Linked DNA regions of Homo sapiens: region 1 is linked to region 2. A link is an interaction called in ENCODE POLR2A ChIA-PET data of the cell type or tissue named here. Cell type or tissue: PC-9. All regions are shown on one strand.

Evidence for each region. ChIA-PET counts read pairs that join two places held together with the same protein. Peaks named below come from ENCODE experiments on the same cell type or tissue, not always from the same donor. Only the 100,000 strongest peaks of a DNase experiment are listed, where the experiment ranks them.
Region 1: POLR2A ChIA-PET joins it to region 2 with 16 read pairs; 2 of 35 experiments call an interaction of 5 or more read pairs at or near these places.

The regions. Positions count from the first base shown.
Region 1 is chr12:123,085,382-123,093,381 of GRCh38, forward strand. All of the region lies in intron 2 of PITPNM2 (phosphatidylinositol transfer protein membrane associated 2), which reads right to left. Among named protein-coding and RNA genes, the nearest start is that of PITPNM2-AS1, 8.0 kb to the left of the region's middle. RefSeq lists silencers at 361-655, 6,672-6,828 and enhancers at 361-655, 6,744-7,265, 7,266-7,786. In PC-9, CTCF peaks have their summits at 504 and 709; DNase peaks (open chromatin) are centred at 550, 4,490, 4,850 and 7,060; H3K27ac peaks cover 3,209 bases.
Region 2 is chr12:123,400,611-123,408,610 of GRCh38, forward strand. KMT5A (lysine methyltransferase 5A) reads left to right here. Exons shown (of 8, transcript NM_020382.7): 6 at 2,963-3,022; 7 at 4,274-4,464; 8 at 6,883-8,000. The coding sequence ends at 7,093. Among named protein-coding and RNA genes, the nearest start is that of KMT5A, 20 kb to the left of the region's middle. RefSeq lists an enhancer at 1,262-2,025. In PC-9, no CTCF peak of the experiment used is centred here; no DNase peak of the experiment used is centred here.

The DNA of each region.
Region 1 (8,000 bases), 320 kb before region 2:
AAAACATGATGCTGAGCAAAAGAAGCCAGACACAAAAGGCCACATATTGCAAGACTCTGTTCCTATGAAACATCTAGAAGACGCAAATCCATAGAGACAAAGAGTACGGCAGAGGCTACTGGGGGTGAGGAAAAGGGTTGGGAGTTGTTAGTTAATGGGTGCAGTTTCTGTTTGGGATGATAAAAAAAATTCTGGAAATGGATAGGGGTGATGGTTACACACATTCTAAATGTACTTATGCCAATGAACTATACGCATAAAAGTGGTTAACACAGAAAATTTTATGTTATGTATATTTTACCACAATAAAAAAAAATACAAGGAGAAAAAAGCCCACTCTCCAAAATGCAACTTGAAGATACAGGATGGCCAATAACTCCACAGGGACAATGGTGGGACCCTCTGCAAACTGCCCCCAGACAGACTCAATGCTTAAAGCACAGCGCAGAGGCTCACAGGGCCTGTCTTGTCATGTATGAACACCAGGGACCTTCAGAGAAGGGCTCTTTGTGTGAGCCAGCATGACTAAGCCAGGATGCCCTGTCTCCCTGGCGGCCAGCCAGATGCCACAGGGCAGGCAGGGGCTGAGAAGTCTCTGTGGACACCTCCCTGGAAGGCACCTCCTGGTCTCGGCATTCACTGCACCCTTTTCCTGAAATGCACTTCCCGATATTCCGTAACCTGCTTCCTACGTTTATTTAGGTTTTCACAGGGAGGTCCTCTCTGACCATCTACAGTTAGAAAAATACCGGGAAGGTTGCTGGAGCCAGGCAAGGTAGCCGTGAGCAAGAACAGGAAAGCCAGGGCCCCAACACTATGACATGCCAGCACCTTCCTGCTCCCTGGCTACAGAAAAGCAGCTTGCAGGGGGCATCAGGTCCTGGCTCCATCATTTACCAGCTTGGGGGCCTTGGCTAGTTCCTTCAACCCTCTAAACCTCGGTTTTCTCTTCTACAAAATGGGGGTGAAGACAGTGTTTGTCTCTTGGGCTTTTCTGAGGACTACAATGAGATGATGTATAGTAAGTGTTTAGCATATGGCTGGGACATGGTCAAAGGTCGGTAAATGGTAATGATACATGGATTATAATGGAAGTACAACATTAATCCCTTAATGCTGGCCAGGAGGTGTGGGTCAGCGATCCTGAAGACAGGGGAAGGGGCCAGTCGGGCCAGACCACAACCACAACTACTCTTCTCAGCATGTGAATTAACTGATTGAATCTTTTTGTCCCCATGTTGCATATGAGGAAACTGAAGCACAGAGAGGTTAGTGACTTGCCCCAGGACATACAGCCAAGAGGTAGTGGAGCCCCGATTCAAATTCTAGTCATCTGGCTCCAAGCCTGAGCTGGCCACCACTGTTCCATAGGGTATCTCAAGGGAAGTGTGGAAGGAGGCTCTGAGAAGAGTCTCTGGCGTGCAGAGGCAGACCTACAGCCGGCTTGCACAGCTCTGACTTCCGGACATGAGCCTCTGGAAGTCCTAGGGAAAGGTCTCAGAGCAGGTCCCTCAGGGAAGCCCACAGAATGGTTGGACTGGCCTGGTTCTTCTCAGGCCCAAGACCTTGGTACTCAGTTCTGCTCAGCCCAGCCACTGTGATTAGCACCCAAGGGTGCAATTAACTCCTTCAGAACCAAGGCTAGGGCACTAAAGGGAAGAAGTATCTCCATGTTCTGGCTTACGAGGCATTCCTCAGACCCTCAGAGAGCCTGGAGACAACTAGAGACCCAAATCCTTCCAGGGACTAGAAATAGCGGGCCCTGCACACTTATGGGAGACTCTGTGTACCCTGTTGAAGGGCAAGCTGCTTCCAACTCCCTCTCAAAGGGAATGAATTTCCCTCAATGAAACCTTCTTTTTTCTTTTCTTTTCTTTTTTTTTTTGAAACAGCGTCTCACTCTGTCGCCCAGACTGCTGGAGTGCAGTGGCGCGATCTCGACTCACTGGCAACCTCCACCTCCCAGGCTCAAGCAATTCTCCTGCCTCAGCCTCCCGAGTAGCTGGGATTACAGGCGCATGCCACTACCGCCCGGCTAATTTTTTTAGTAGAGACGGGGTTTCGCTATGTTGGCCAGGCTCCTGACCTCAAATGATCTACCCACCTTGGCCTCCCAAAGTGCTGGGATTATAGGCATGAGCCACCGTACCTAGCCCTCAATGCAACTTTCTAAAAAATGCCTACTACAAATCTCTTAACTAATGACTCTCTTAGGCTGCTGCAATACAGAATTTCTTTTTTTTCTTTTTTTTTTAGAGACAGGGTCTCGCTCTGTCACCCAGGCTGGAGTGCAATGGCACAATCACAGCTCACTGGAGCCTCAAACTCCTGGGCTCAGGCAATCCTCCCACCTCAGCCTCCCAAGTAGTTGGGATTACAAGTGTGCACCACCATCCCTGGGCAATTTTAAAATTTTTTGCAGAGACAGGGTCTCGCTATGTTGCCTAGGCTGGGCTCAAACTGCTAGACTCAAGCAATCCTCTGGCCTTGGCCTCCCACAGTGCCGGGAGCTACCACGCCCAGCCAGCAATACAGAATTTCTAACTAGTCTCCCTCCTTTTCACTCCAGCCTCTACAAGGTGGCCCAAGTGAGCATGTTAAAATAAAAACACAAATGAGATTATGCTACTCTCTACCTCAGAATCCTCCAAGAACTCTGTTCACACTTCGTGTCGAGTCCAGCGTCTTTACCATGACCTGCAAGTCCTCCAAGGTCGTGCCCCTGACTCTCCATCATTTCCTACCACGTTTCTTCTCTTGTTCTGTTCCAACCACCCTGCCTTCCTTGCTTGCCTCAAACTTGCCAGGACACTTCAACCTCAGGGTCTTTGCACCTGCTATTTCCTCTTTCCCAGATATTACATGACTTGCTTTCTAAATTTATTTAAGTTTCTACAAAGAGGTCCTTTCTGACCATCCTATCCAAGCTCCCGCCCCCCGCCACCCCACACCTCTCTCTTCCCTCCCCTTGCTTACTTTTCTTCCTGGCATTTAGCACCACCAAAGAGCATATTTTAGGAAGGAATTTCATTTGGCTCACTGATGAATCTGTGCTTAGAACAACACCTGGCACATGAGTGGTGTTCAAAACCTCTGTTGATGGCTTTAGAAGTGAGAATGATGGGTGGAAGGTAGCGACTGGAAGTGGAGGGGTGTGGGGGTGGCAGGAGGGTGGTGTGGGGCTTTTGAGAATTGGTGAAAGAAGAAAAAGCTTGAATAAATGAACAGAAATAAGTTAAAATGATAATCAAAGATCTTCCCTGCTCCCCGCAAAATATCCCCAGGCCCAGAGAGTTTTATAGCTGATGTTAGCAAACTTTCGAGAAGTTCAGAAAAAAAGTTTACTCTTTGTTGGGGGGAGAGGGACAAATAAAACAAAAAACAGGCACATCTTCATGAACAAGATGCCATCTGAGTAGGCCCTAAAGTAAGATTTGAAGCCACGACAGCAACAACTTGGAATCCCCCAGGGAACCTTGTGTATGTCTCCTTTGCACTCATGTTGCTGCCTCCAGAAATGCCCTTCTCCACCTTGCCTCTGGTCTCAGCCCTCTGTCCCCCTTACTAAACCTGCTCTATCACTCTGGACATCCAAGCACACAGTGAGCACTGCATAAATGTTAGCTGCTGTTGGGCTTACTTGCTTACATGTCCGAGTCCCCGGCTAATTTGTATCCCCAGTGCCTGACACCATAGCAGGTATACAAAAAATGATAGAGGAATGAACAAGGCACACAAAAAGCCTAGCAAAAGCTACATATTTACTCTAAAAAAAGCTTTCGGGCACAGCTGCTGTAGGCATGCAAACCAAGGCATCCAGGCTGCGCAGCCCCGAACCCACCCTCAAACTCTTGGCCTCGTGAAATTAGGCAACAGGGGCCCTAGGTGAGCCAGAGGGCACTGAACTTTGCCTCAAAATTAGCGCTTCCTGATATGAGCAAGGAGGTGACAGCAGCCAGAAATCGCTACCCTCCCTGCACCCAATGAAGCTGATAGAAAGCTCTGGGTCACTCAAGGCTCTAAAATGTAACATTTGTCTGGCTGTTTACTTCCCCTTTATGCAGCTCAACTACTTAGATCCTTCTTCCTACTAGTGGGAGATGGATCCCAGTGGTGAGAAAAAAGCAAACCAAGTCCTAGAGTCTCAGGGGTCTTTAAAGCTGATCCGAGGGAAGACAAAGATGAATAAAGATGGAGGAGGAAGAGAACAGAATTTTTCCTCCCATACTCACACAAAAAAGATCTCGAATACCCATGCTTCATCCCCAACTATCACTACTCATGCAAACAAAGCCAGAGAAACCCCTGGATTAGCTACTGCTCTAAGAACTGACTGTGTCTTTCTCCCTCATCCATCAATCCCCTATCAGCCTTCAAACTCAGGTCAAAATTCCATGGAGCAGGAAAGCAGGTAAGACCTGGATTCTGAGTGTGACAAACCACCATCCTCTGTGAAAAGGCCTTGCTGTGAGCCAACAAGACCACAAGCATGAGTCAGAGCCAACAAATGGACATCTTTTGCAGCCAGTAGAGAGACAGTGAGCTTTGCCCATGAACAAAGATGACTCAGTGGAGCCGCAGAAAGGAAATCAACATTTATGGAGTATTATTCTTGGAGTTATCTACAGCTGTATAACAAATTAACCCAAAACTTAGTTTAAAACAAGAAAAATTTATTATTTCATGCTGCTTCTGTGGATCAGGAAGCTGAGAGTGGCTTGGCTGAGTGTTTCAGGGTCTTCCATGGGGTCACAGTCAAGATGTTGACCAGGGCTGCAGTCATCTGAAGGTTTGGCTGAGGCTGATAGAGTCATTTCTAAGTCAACTCATGTACGTGACTGATAAGTTAGTACATGGTTTTTGGCAAGAGGTCTGTCTCACTTCCTCACCACATTTCTGAACCTTTCCAGAGAGCTTGAGTGTCCTCACAAGATGGTGGCTGGTTTCCCAGAGAAAGTGATCCAAGAGAAAGGACAGCAGAAACCACATTTTCTTTGTTTAGAGACAGAGTCTCTGCCACCCAGCTGGAGTGCAGTGGCACAATCTCGGCTCACTGAAACCTCCACCTCTCAGGTTCAAGTGATTCTCCTGGCTCAGCCTCCCAAGTATCTGGGACTACAGGCACAGGTGCCAACACACCTGGCTAAATTTTTTTTTTTTTTTGTATTTTTAGTAGAGATAGGTTTTCACCATGCTGGCCAGGCTGGTCTAGAACTCCTGACCTCAAGTGATCCACTTGGCTCGGCCTCCCAAAGTGCTGGGATTACAGGCGTGAGCCACCACGCCCAGCCCACGCTGTCTTTTATGGGGCCTTGGAATTCACAATCTGTCATTTCCAACACCCTATAAGATACACAGGTAGCCCGATTCAGTATGGGAAGGGACTTCACAGGGGTATGACTATGGGGATGGGAGACTGAAGCCAGCCTGGAGGTGGCCGGCACAGCCACATTGTGGTCTTCCTAACCCTTGATGTAGACCATCTCCTTTCAACCTCAAGACAGCCCTTGAAGGCAGGCATTTTCATTTTACAGACATAGGTTCCTGCGTACCCGCACTGACCTGAGCCTCTTGTCCAGCCTCCTTGGGGCAGAGAGAACGAATTGGTGGTGAGCCATGTAGTGAGAATATAGTTGCAGGAATCCAGGAGGAAGGAGGCTCAGGAAAAGTGGTGCAGGATTCAGCCACTCACACGGTTACCACCTTGCTACCAGGGCCAGGCCACCCAGCCACTGGTGGCCTTACAGAAACAGCAAGGAGCATCTGCTCTCTCGGTTCTGCCACCTTGCCCCTCCCGAGGTGCCTGGCTTCACAGCAGGATTGCCGTCCTGCAGCCAGTTCATTAGGTGGCCCCCTGTGCAAGGTGCCTAAGCGATCTGTGGCTGCAGGTGCCACCTCATGGGGTTCGCAATTTATAGTCACTCAGAGGCAGAGGACACAGGTGAAGAAGGCGTCAGTCCCACCAGCTACCAAAGCTGCCTTGTCTCGCAGGAAAACATGACTGAGGCTTATCAATTTCCCCCATTTCATTCTCACCACCACTGACAGGGAAGAAGAACTGATTAAGTCCATAAATCTAATTTCTCCACCTAGGGCTGGATGGTTCTCAAGGACGGTTATTCCTCCTCTGCACAGGCCTGGGGTGGGGGTGCTGAGTGAGGGTCATGGAATTGAGACAGAAGTTGGTATCACCACCCCCAGGACCAAATCCATTTCCCTATGGCACAAAGGCAGAGAGGTGCATTTGAGCACTACAAGCACTAGGGTCAGCTTTGCTGATATTTTGGAAGAGGCAATGACATTATGACTCCCAGATGGGCCACACTGATACACACTGGAAAGCACCTTCCCGCTGTCACCCAGAGCATATAGGAGCCTGGCCTGAGTTTCTACACAGAATATGTGTAGAAACACATTTTTGGGCTGCCTCATGATATAGAGAAGACCTTGGCCTTGGAGAATCAGAGCTGTCCTGATCCATTTCCAAGCTGTGAGACCTCCTTGCACCCTGAGTCCTCATCTCTCACCCTGCCTTGTGGGGCTGATTCAAGGGGGAAGTGGTATGATGTGCACAGAGGCCCCAGCACAGCACTCACCAGGGGGAAGAGAGTCAACACTGAGCTGTTTCTCCATTCTTCCTTGCCCTCTTGCTTTGTTTTGAAAACTGAGGGATCCCTGGAGTAAGGTGGCCCAGCAGAGAAATCCCCCAAAGAGCGTTCTGCACCTACACACTGGAGTGGGTACGACAGGCCCCACTTGGATGCTACAGACTGTTTCCTGCAACCCCTGGGTCCAGCCTTGGGCCCAAGAACCAAGGATTGGCTCTGGGGTGGCCCAGCAGAAAGCTGAGCAGGGCAGTTAATTTTAATAAAAGGACTCCAGTCTGGCACCATGGCTCACGCCTGTAATCCCAACACTTTGGGAGGCCCAGGCAGGAGGATGGCTTGAGGCCGAGTATGAGACCAGCCTAGGCAACATAGTGAAACCTTATCTCTATTTTTTCAAAACAAACAAAAAGGACTCCATCCTCTGGAAAGCATTGCCACACTGCAGCCTCAAACAGGATTACTAAATCGCTGTTTGAAAAGACAAAGCAAGATTAAACAAATACTTAACTGCCCTCATCCTCATCCCAGGTCTGTCATCAGTCAGGCTAATCTAGTCTTGCTGGGTTCCCAGATCGGCCCAAAAGGCTCCTCAAGGCTTTATCTTCTCCTCAAAGCAGGGCCTCAGGCCAGACATGGCTGGCTCCCCAGGTTCGGCCTGCGGACCTGCGGCCTCCTCTAGCAGAGCCACCTCTGCCTTTGCCATGCCCTCTCCTAACCCATCCTAGGTCTCCGAAAGAGTGAGGAAAAACTGCCAGAAAACTGGAAATAAATCCTCTCCTTCCTGATCTCTGCAACTCCTTCTCCCTCTCAGTGGCTGCTCAAAGGAAGGACATTGCCTCCCTACCTCGACCTCTCCCCCGAGCCCCTGGAGCCCCTCTGGGAAGCTACAGTTTATGCCGCTTACAGTCACTTCTGTATTGTCCTCTGACCCCCTCGCCAACTGAGAACTGTGTTTGAGATGTAAAAGCACCCTTTAAAAATGCACTTGTGATCCATGGATGTGTGGATTGACAAAATGTGGTCTTATACACACAGTGGAAGATGATTGCACCATGAGAAGGAATGAAGCTCAGATGCATGCTCCTACATGAACTTGAAATCATGATGCTCAGTGGAAGAAACCAGACACAAAATGCCACATGGTGTGTCACTCCGTTCATAAGAAATGTCCATGATAGGCAAATCCAGAGATAGAAAGTAGATTAGTGGTTGCCAGGGGCTGGGGGTTTGGGGACAAATGAGGGATAACATCCATCGAGGAGCTCATTTTTGGTGTGATGAAAATGTTTTTTTAAAAAAACCTTTATTTATTTTTACACATTGTAAGAGAATAGAAGAAAATGTTCTAAAATTAACTGTGGTGTTCATTATACAACTCTGTGAACATACTAG
Region 2 (8,000 bases):
GGCCTCCCAAAGTGCTAGGATTACAGATGTGAGCCACCGCGCCTGGCCAATAATTTTAATTTTATAGAAAAGTTGCAAAGATAATACAGAGAGTTCCCCAGACTCCTTACCCATCTTCTCTCACTTAAGTTACTCTGGTGAATTTGTCACAGCTAAGTAACAACCAACATTGGTATATTACTGTTGGTTGAAGTTTTTTTTTTGTTTTTTGTTTTTTGTTTTGAGACAAGGTCTCACTCTGTTGCCCAGGCTGGAGTACAGTGGCATGATTATGGCTTACTAACCTCCGCCTCCTGGCCTGAGACTCCCAAGTAGCTTGGATTACAAGTGTGCACCACTATGCCCGGCTGATTTTTGTATTTTTAGTAGAGACAGGGTTTCGTCATGTTGGCCAGGCTGGTCTCGAACTCCTGACCTCAGGTGATCCACCTGCCTTGGCCTCCCAAACTGCTGGGATTACAGGCATGAGCCACTGTACCTGACCAAGTTTTGTTGTTGTTTTTTTTAAATCTATTCCACCAATATATATCTTTCTTTTTTTTTTTTTTTTTTTTTTGAGATGGAGTCTTGCTCTGTTGCCAAGGCTGGAGTGCAGTGGCGCGATCTTGGCTCACTGCAAGCTCCGCCTCCCGGGCTCACACCATTCTCCTGCCTCAGCCTCCCGAGTAGCTGGGACTACAGGTGCCCACCACCATGCCCGGCTAATTTTTTGTATTTTTAGTAGAGATGGGGTTTCACCATGTTAGCCAGGATGGTCTCGATCTCCTGACTTCGTGATCCGCCCGCCTCGGCCTCCCAAAGTGCTGGGATAACAGGTGTATATCTTTCTTTTTTTTTTAACCTTCTTGACCCTTATCTTTCATATCTTTTAAGTGGAACATTTTAGTCCATTTATGTTTAAGGTTAATATTGATATGTGAGGTTTTGTTAGGTATATTACTATTAAATAAGTTTATGGGAAGGTTTTTTTTTGTTTTTTGTTTCTTTTTGAGATGGAGTCTTGCTCTGTCTCCCAGGCTGGAGTGCAGTGGTGCGATCTTGGCCTACTGCAAACTCCACCTCCTGGGTTCAAGCGATTCTCCTGCCTCAGCCTCCTGAGTAGCCGGGATTACAGGTGTGTGCCACCACGCCCAGCTAATTTTTGTGTTTTTAGTAGAGACGGGGTTTCGCCATGTTGGCCAGGCTGGTCTCAAACTCGTAACCTCAAGTGATCCACCCACCTCAGCCTCCCAAAGTGCTGGGATGACAGACGTGAGCCACCATGCCTGGTCATGTTTTCTGTTTTTTTTTAAGACAGGGTCTCACTCTGTTGCCCAGGCAGGAGTGCAGTGTCACAGTCATGACTCACTGCAGCCTCAACCTCCTGGGCTCCAGCAATCCTCCTCCTTCCTCAGCCTCTAGAGTAGCTGGGACCAAAGGTGTACGCCACCACACCTAGCTTATTTATTTTTTGTAGGGACAGGGTCTGGATCTGTTGCTTAGGCTGGTCTCTAACTCCTGTCCTTAAGCGATCCTTCCTCCTGGCTTTCCTGAAGTGTTGGGATTACAGGAGAGAGCCACTGCCCCTGGCCTCATTTACATTTTAAAAGACCCCTCTGGCTACCTTGTGGAGAACTGAGTGTTCCCTGGGGTCAGAGTGAAAGCCTGGTGACTAGCAAGGGGGCCGGAGCGGGGCCGGGGCCGTGGCTGGGCTGCAGGGCCGCAGTGGGAATGGAGATGGAGAGGAGGTGGCAGGATTTGGGACTGTCCTTGAGGTTACTCATTCACCATTGTTCCCAGCACAGACTGCAGCGCCTGGCACATTGCAGGTGTGGATTGAGTGCCTGGAAAAGCTGCAAGCTGGTTTGGGCCTCTGTGTAGGGGGAATGGGCTGAGCTCAGCAGTTGGTGTCAGGCTCCTGACACGTGCCATCTGGTTTGGTGAAAGTCTATGCCGTCAAGACATGCTGGTTTGGGGTGAGCCACACTGGTTTGGAGCTTCCGATCTGTCTTCATTTGGTTCCCTTTTGCTCTGTAGTATCTGTGCAGTGGCAGAGCAGTAGAACCCAGGGTTAGGGATGGAGGTAGGTGCAGGAGGGGTGGCCTTAGAGGAGAGGTGGATCCAGGGGTGCCCCCTCCCAGTTCTCTGTTCAGGTCTGTATTGACCCTCGGGATTGGAGGCCCTCTTCTCATCCATCGTGGTGGCCTCCATACAGGTGAATCTCAGCGATCCCAAACAGAAGTATGAGCCATCAGACCAGAGCCATGTGGACTGCGTGTGTCCCATCCAAAGGGCACAGCCTCTGATCTGCTGTACCCGATTTTCTTTTTTCTTTTTAAGGTGGAGTCTTGCTGTGTCGCCCAGGCTGGAGTGCAGTAGCACAATCTTGGCTCACTGCAACCTCCACCTCCCAGGTTCAAGCGATTCTCCTGCCTCAGCCTCCCGAGTAGCTGGGACTACAGGCTCCTACCACACCTGGCTAATTTTTGTATCTTTAATAGAGACAGGGTTTTACCTATTTGCCAGGCTGGTCTCGAACTCGTGACCTTACGATCCGCCCGCCTCGGCCTCCCGAAGTGTTGCGATTACAGGCGTGAGCCACCGCGCCTGGCCCACTGTACCTGATTTTCTGTGAAGTCAGAGGCCTGATTTTCAGGTGTGGGCAAGTTGGACATTTTTTAACGTGCTGCATGGGCAACAGAACATATCTACGAGCCCCATTCTGTTCTTGGGTCCCCACTGTTTCCCTCCTGATCCAGTTGAACCCCAGGTGACAGATCTTCCACAACAGATGGGTGATGAGAAAAGGAGGGATACTTGGGGGCTTTGCCATCACTGGGGACCCATCATCCCCAGTGATGCCAAATGAGGCCGATTGTGGCCCGGTGGGCATGGCCTGGGCAATCAGGGCTCAAGACCATCAAGCTACGCACGATGGGCCTAGGAGAAGATACTGATGCTGTTTTTCTTTCTCTCTGCCCAGTCTGAAGAAAGGAAAAGAATAGATGAATTGATTGAAAGTGGGAAGGAAGAAGGAATGAAGGTAAGGGGCTGCTGTGCTTGCTGCATCATAGCTAAAGCTGGAAGAGCTCACCTTCCCTGGTCCCGTGGCTGAGAGTGGCCACCATGTGGCTTTCACCCTCTAATGGCCATGGTGACCAGGCAGACTCTATTAGGTTGTCAAAGAGCCAAATACCAAAAGTTGTTAAGGAAATGTCTTATGAAGGAAACATAAATGGGCTTTGTATATAAATGTTATCCAGGGGAAGCTTTTCTTAGAAATTGTGGTTAAACAATTCAGTGGCTTTTTGTACATTCACAATGCAATGCAACCATTATCCCTGTCTAATTTCAGAATTTTTTCATCCTCCCAAATGGAAACCCTTACCCATTACTTACCACTGCCCACCATCCCCACCTCTCCCCTGCCCAGCCCCTGGCAGCCACTCAGCTGCTTTCTGTCTCAGTGGAGTTGCTCTTCTGGGCACTTCATATAAATCGGATTATACAATATGTAGCTGATGCCCAGGGAAACTTTTAAAAGGAGAAACTAATACATTTTTAAACTGTTTTCCTAGATAATGACAATGCCCAAGAAATGTGCTTTTCTCTTACTGTATTTCAACCACACTCAGTTTGGGCGAGAGGAGAAGTACTCTCTACAGTGGGGTTCAGATGGGCCTAGACTAGGGCTCCGGGTTCAGAAAGCTTCCACTTCCACCCACCACCTAGGGGGATTCCGGCTTAAGTCCTGGGCCCCTCCAGCAACCCCATTCAACTCCATGTAGAATAGAGTGAGGAGACACAGGAGAGAAATCGTGGAATGAGGTAGAGACCCAGAACACTGGGCCTGCTGTTTGCCTAGGAAGGCATAGCGCATAGCCCCTAGACAGAGAAACCAGGTGTGTGGATTTGAGCTGTGTCACTGTCTAGCTGTGTGGCCTCAGACACGTGGTTGTGCCTCTTTAAGCCTCAGTTTCCTCATCTACAAAATGGGGCAGTCTCCACCTAGCAGATCTCTCACGAGCTCTGATGTAACTGCTTTGCAGATGAGCACCAAGGAACCACGTTTGTGGAGTGAGGGAACGTTCTAGAGCTGGCCTGTAGTGACGGTTGCACAGCTGTATACACTTCATAAAACCCATCAGCCTGTACATGTAAAGTGAGTGAATTTTATGACATGGCTCAGTACAGCTGTTAAAGACTGGGGTAAGCCCCAGCTCCCCGGAGACCTGCTGTGCACAGTGGCATCCATTGCTATTATGAACCAACACCCTCTCTTATCACCTGACAGATTGACCTCATCGATGGCAAAGGCAGGGGTGTGATTGCCACCAAGCAGTTCTCCCGGGGTGACTTTGTGGTGGAATACCACGGGGACCTCATCGAGATCACCGACGCCAAGAAACGGGAGGCTCTGTACGCACAGGACCCTTCCACGGGCTGCTACATGTACTATTTTCAGTATCTGAGCAAAACCTACTGGTGAGTCCACTGTTGCTTAGAGTGGCTTTTCTGTCCTCTGGGCAGTGAGGAGAGGCCAAAGGGCCAGGAACTCCTGATTCTGTTTGGTGGCCAGTCTTTTGGTTTTGTTGTTGTTGACTTTTTTTTTTTTATTTTTTGAGATGGAGTCTTGCTCTGTTGCCCAGGCTGGAGTGCAGTGGTGTGATCTCGGCTCATTGCAACCTCCTCTCAGGCTCAAAGAATTCTCCTCCCTCAGCCTCCAGAGTAGCCCAGCTAATTTTTTTTTTCTGTATTTTTAGTAGAGGTGGAGTTTTGCCACATTGGCCAAGCTGGTCTTGAACTCCTGACCTCAGACGATCCACCCGCCTTGGCCTTCCAAAGTGCTAGGATTACAGGTGTGAGCCACTGCGCTCGGGCTGTTGTTGCCTTTTTTCAAAGCTGTGATGCAATTATCGCCTGCTTCCTTTTTTTTTTTTTTTTTTTTTTTTTTGAATCTCGATCTGTCGCCCAAGCTGGAGTGCAGTGGCACAATCTTGGCTCACTGCAACCTCCACCTCCCGGGTTCAAGGTATTCTGTCTCAGCCTCCCACGTAACTGGGATTACAGGTGTGCGTCACCACGCCCAGCTAATTCTTATATATTTTTTTAGTAGAGACAGGGTTTCATTATGTTGGCCAGGCTGGTCTGACCTCATATGGTCTGCCTGCCTTAGCCTCCCAAAGTTCTGGGATTACAGATGTGAGCCACTGCGCCTGGCCCCAGCTTCCCTTTTTTTTTTTCTTTTGAGACGGAGTCTCGTTCTGTCACCCAGGCTGGAGTGCAGTGGTGCAATCTTGGCTTACTGCAACCTCCACCTCCCAGGTTCAAGCGATTCTCCTGCCTCAGCCTCCTGAGTAGCTGGGACTACACACACATGCCACCATGCCTGGCTAATTTTTTGTATTTTTAGTAGAGATGGAGTTTCACTGTGTTAGCCAGGATGGTCTCAATCTCCTAACCTTGTGACCTGCCCACCTTGGCCTCCCAAAGTGCTGGGATTACAGGCATGAGCCACTGTGGCCCCAGCTTCCCATTTTTAATCTTTGGAATTGGAGCTGTCCTGGATGTTATCTCATCCAAGGGGAGAAGTGGGCTAGTCACATGAAAACCTGTTAAGCAGCTCACCTGGCTCTCCTTCAGGGCATTTGGCCAGAGCAGCTCTGGAAATCACTAATTGATCTTGCCTGGCTAGGACCAGTGGAGTTGAATTTTTTATTTTTTATTTTATTTTATTTTTTTGAGATGGAGTTTCACTCTTGTTGTCCAGGCAGGAGTGCAGTGGCACGATCTTGGCTCACTGCAACTTCCACTTCCGAAGTTTAAGCAATTCTCCTGCCTCAGCCTCCCAAGTAACTGGGATTACAGGCATGCGCCACCACGCCCAGCTAATTTTGTATTTTTAGCACAGACAGCGTTTCACCATGGTGGCCAGGCTGGTTTTGAAATCCTGACCTCAGGTAATCCACCCGCCTCAGCCTCCGAAAGTGCTGGGATTACAGGCGTGAGCCACCGCGCCTGGCGGGGTTGATTTTTTTAATCCATTTATTTTGTGAAACTCTACCATTTCCTCCTGTGCCTCCATAAAGAGCCCTTTGGGTCCTACCCCATCCCCCCACCCAGGGCCTGTGCAGGCTCTCAAAAATAGCTTTGTGGGCCAGGCGTGGTAGCTCATGCCTGTGATCCCAGCACTTTGGGTGGCCGAGGTGGATGGATCATGAAGGTCAGGAGCTCCAGACCAACATGGCAAAACCCCATCTCTACTAAAAATACAAAAAAATTAGCCTGGCATGGTGGCACACGCTTCTAATCCCAGTGACTCAGGAGGCTGAGGCAGAATTGCCTTACCCCGGGAGGCAGAGGTTGCAGTGAGCTGAGATCGTGCCACTGCACTCCAGCCTGGGCGACAGAGCGACGAGACTCCCTCTCAAAAAAAAAAAAAAAAAAAAAAAAGCTTTGCAAATTGAGCCAGACCTGGTGGCTCGTGCTTGTAATCTCAAAAACTCAGGAGGCCAAGGCCAGAGGATCACTTGAGCCCAGGGGTTGGAGACCAGCCTGAGCAATATAGGGAGATCTTGTCTCTACAGAAACAATTAAAAATTAGCCTGATGTGGTGGCATGTACCTGTGGTCAAAGCTACTCGGGAGGCTGAGGTAGGAGGATGACTTGAGCCCGGGAGGTGGAGGCTGCAGTGAGCCGTGATCGTGCCACTGCACTCCAGCCTGGGTTACGGAGCGAGACCCCCTCTAAAAAGGAAAAAGAAAATAGCTTTATGAATTGAATCTTTTCAAAACACATGGCTTTAAATCAGCATCCCACCAGAGCTGAGCACAAGTGTGACTCTCTTCAGGTTGAAAAGCCTCTTTATCCATTTAATCCTCTCTGGCCCTCCTTCCCCTCCAGCGTGGATGCAACTAGAGAGACAAATCGCCTAGGAAGACTGATCAATCACAGCAAATGTGGGAACTGCCAAACCAAACTGCACGACATCGACGGCGTACCTCACCTCATCCTCATCGCCTCCCGAGACATCGCGGCTGGGGAGGAGCTCCTGTATGACTATGGGGACCGCAGCAAGGCTTCCATTGAAGCCCACCCGTGGCTGAAGCATTAACCGGTGGGCCCCGTGCCCTCCCCGCCCCACTTTCCCTTCTTCAAAGGACAAAGTGCCCTCAAAGGGAATTGAATTTTTTTTTTACACACTTAATCTTAGCGGATTACTTCAGATGTTTTTAAAAAGTATATTAAGATGCCTTTTCACTGTAGTATTTAAATATCTGTTACAGGTTTCCAAGGTGGACTTGAACAGATGGCCTTATATTACCAAAACTTTTATATTCTAGTTGTTTTTGTACTTTTTTTGCATACAAGCCGAACGTTTGTGCTTCCCGTGCATGCAGTCAAAGACTCAGCACAGGTTTTAGAGGAAATAGTCAAACATGAACTAGGAAGCCAGGTGAGTCTCCTTTCTCCAGTGGAAGAGCCGGGACCTTCCCCCTGCACCCCCGACATCCAGGGACGGGGTGTGAGGAAGACGCTGCCTCCCAATGGCCTGGACGGGATGTTTCCAAGCTCTTGTTCCCCTAACGTCTCAACAGGCGCTCACTGAAGTGTATGAATATTTTTTAAAAAGGTTTTTGCAGTAAGCTAGTCTTCCCCTCTGCTTTCTCGAAAGCTTACTGAGCCCCGGGCCCCAAGCACGGGCCGGGCATAGATTTCCTCTTCCACAAGCTGCCGCTTTTCTGGGCACCTTGAAGCATCAGGGCGTGAAATCAAACTAGATGTGGGCAGGGAGAGGGTTGCTTACCTGCCCTGCTGGGGCAGGGTTTCCTGAAACTGGGTTAATTCTTTATAGAAATGTGAACACTGAATTTATTTTAAAAAATAATAATAAAAATTTAAAAAAATTAAAAATAAAAAAAACCACAGAAAACAACTTTACATGTATATAGGTCTTGAAGTGAGTGAAGTGGCTGCTTTTTTTTTTTTTTTTTTTTGCTTTTTTTTGCTTTTTGTAGAAG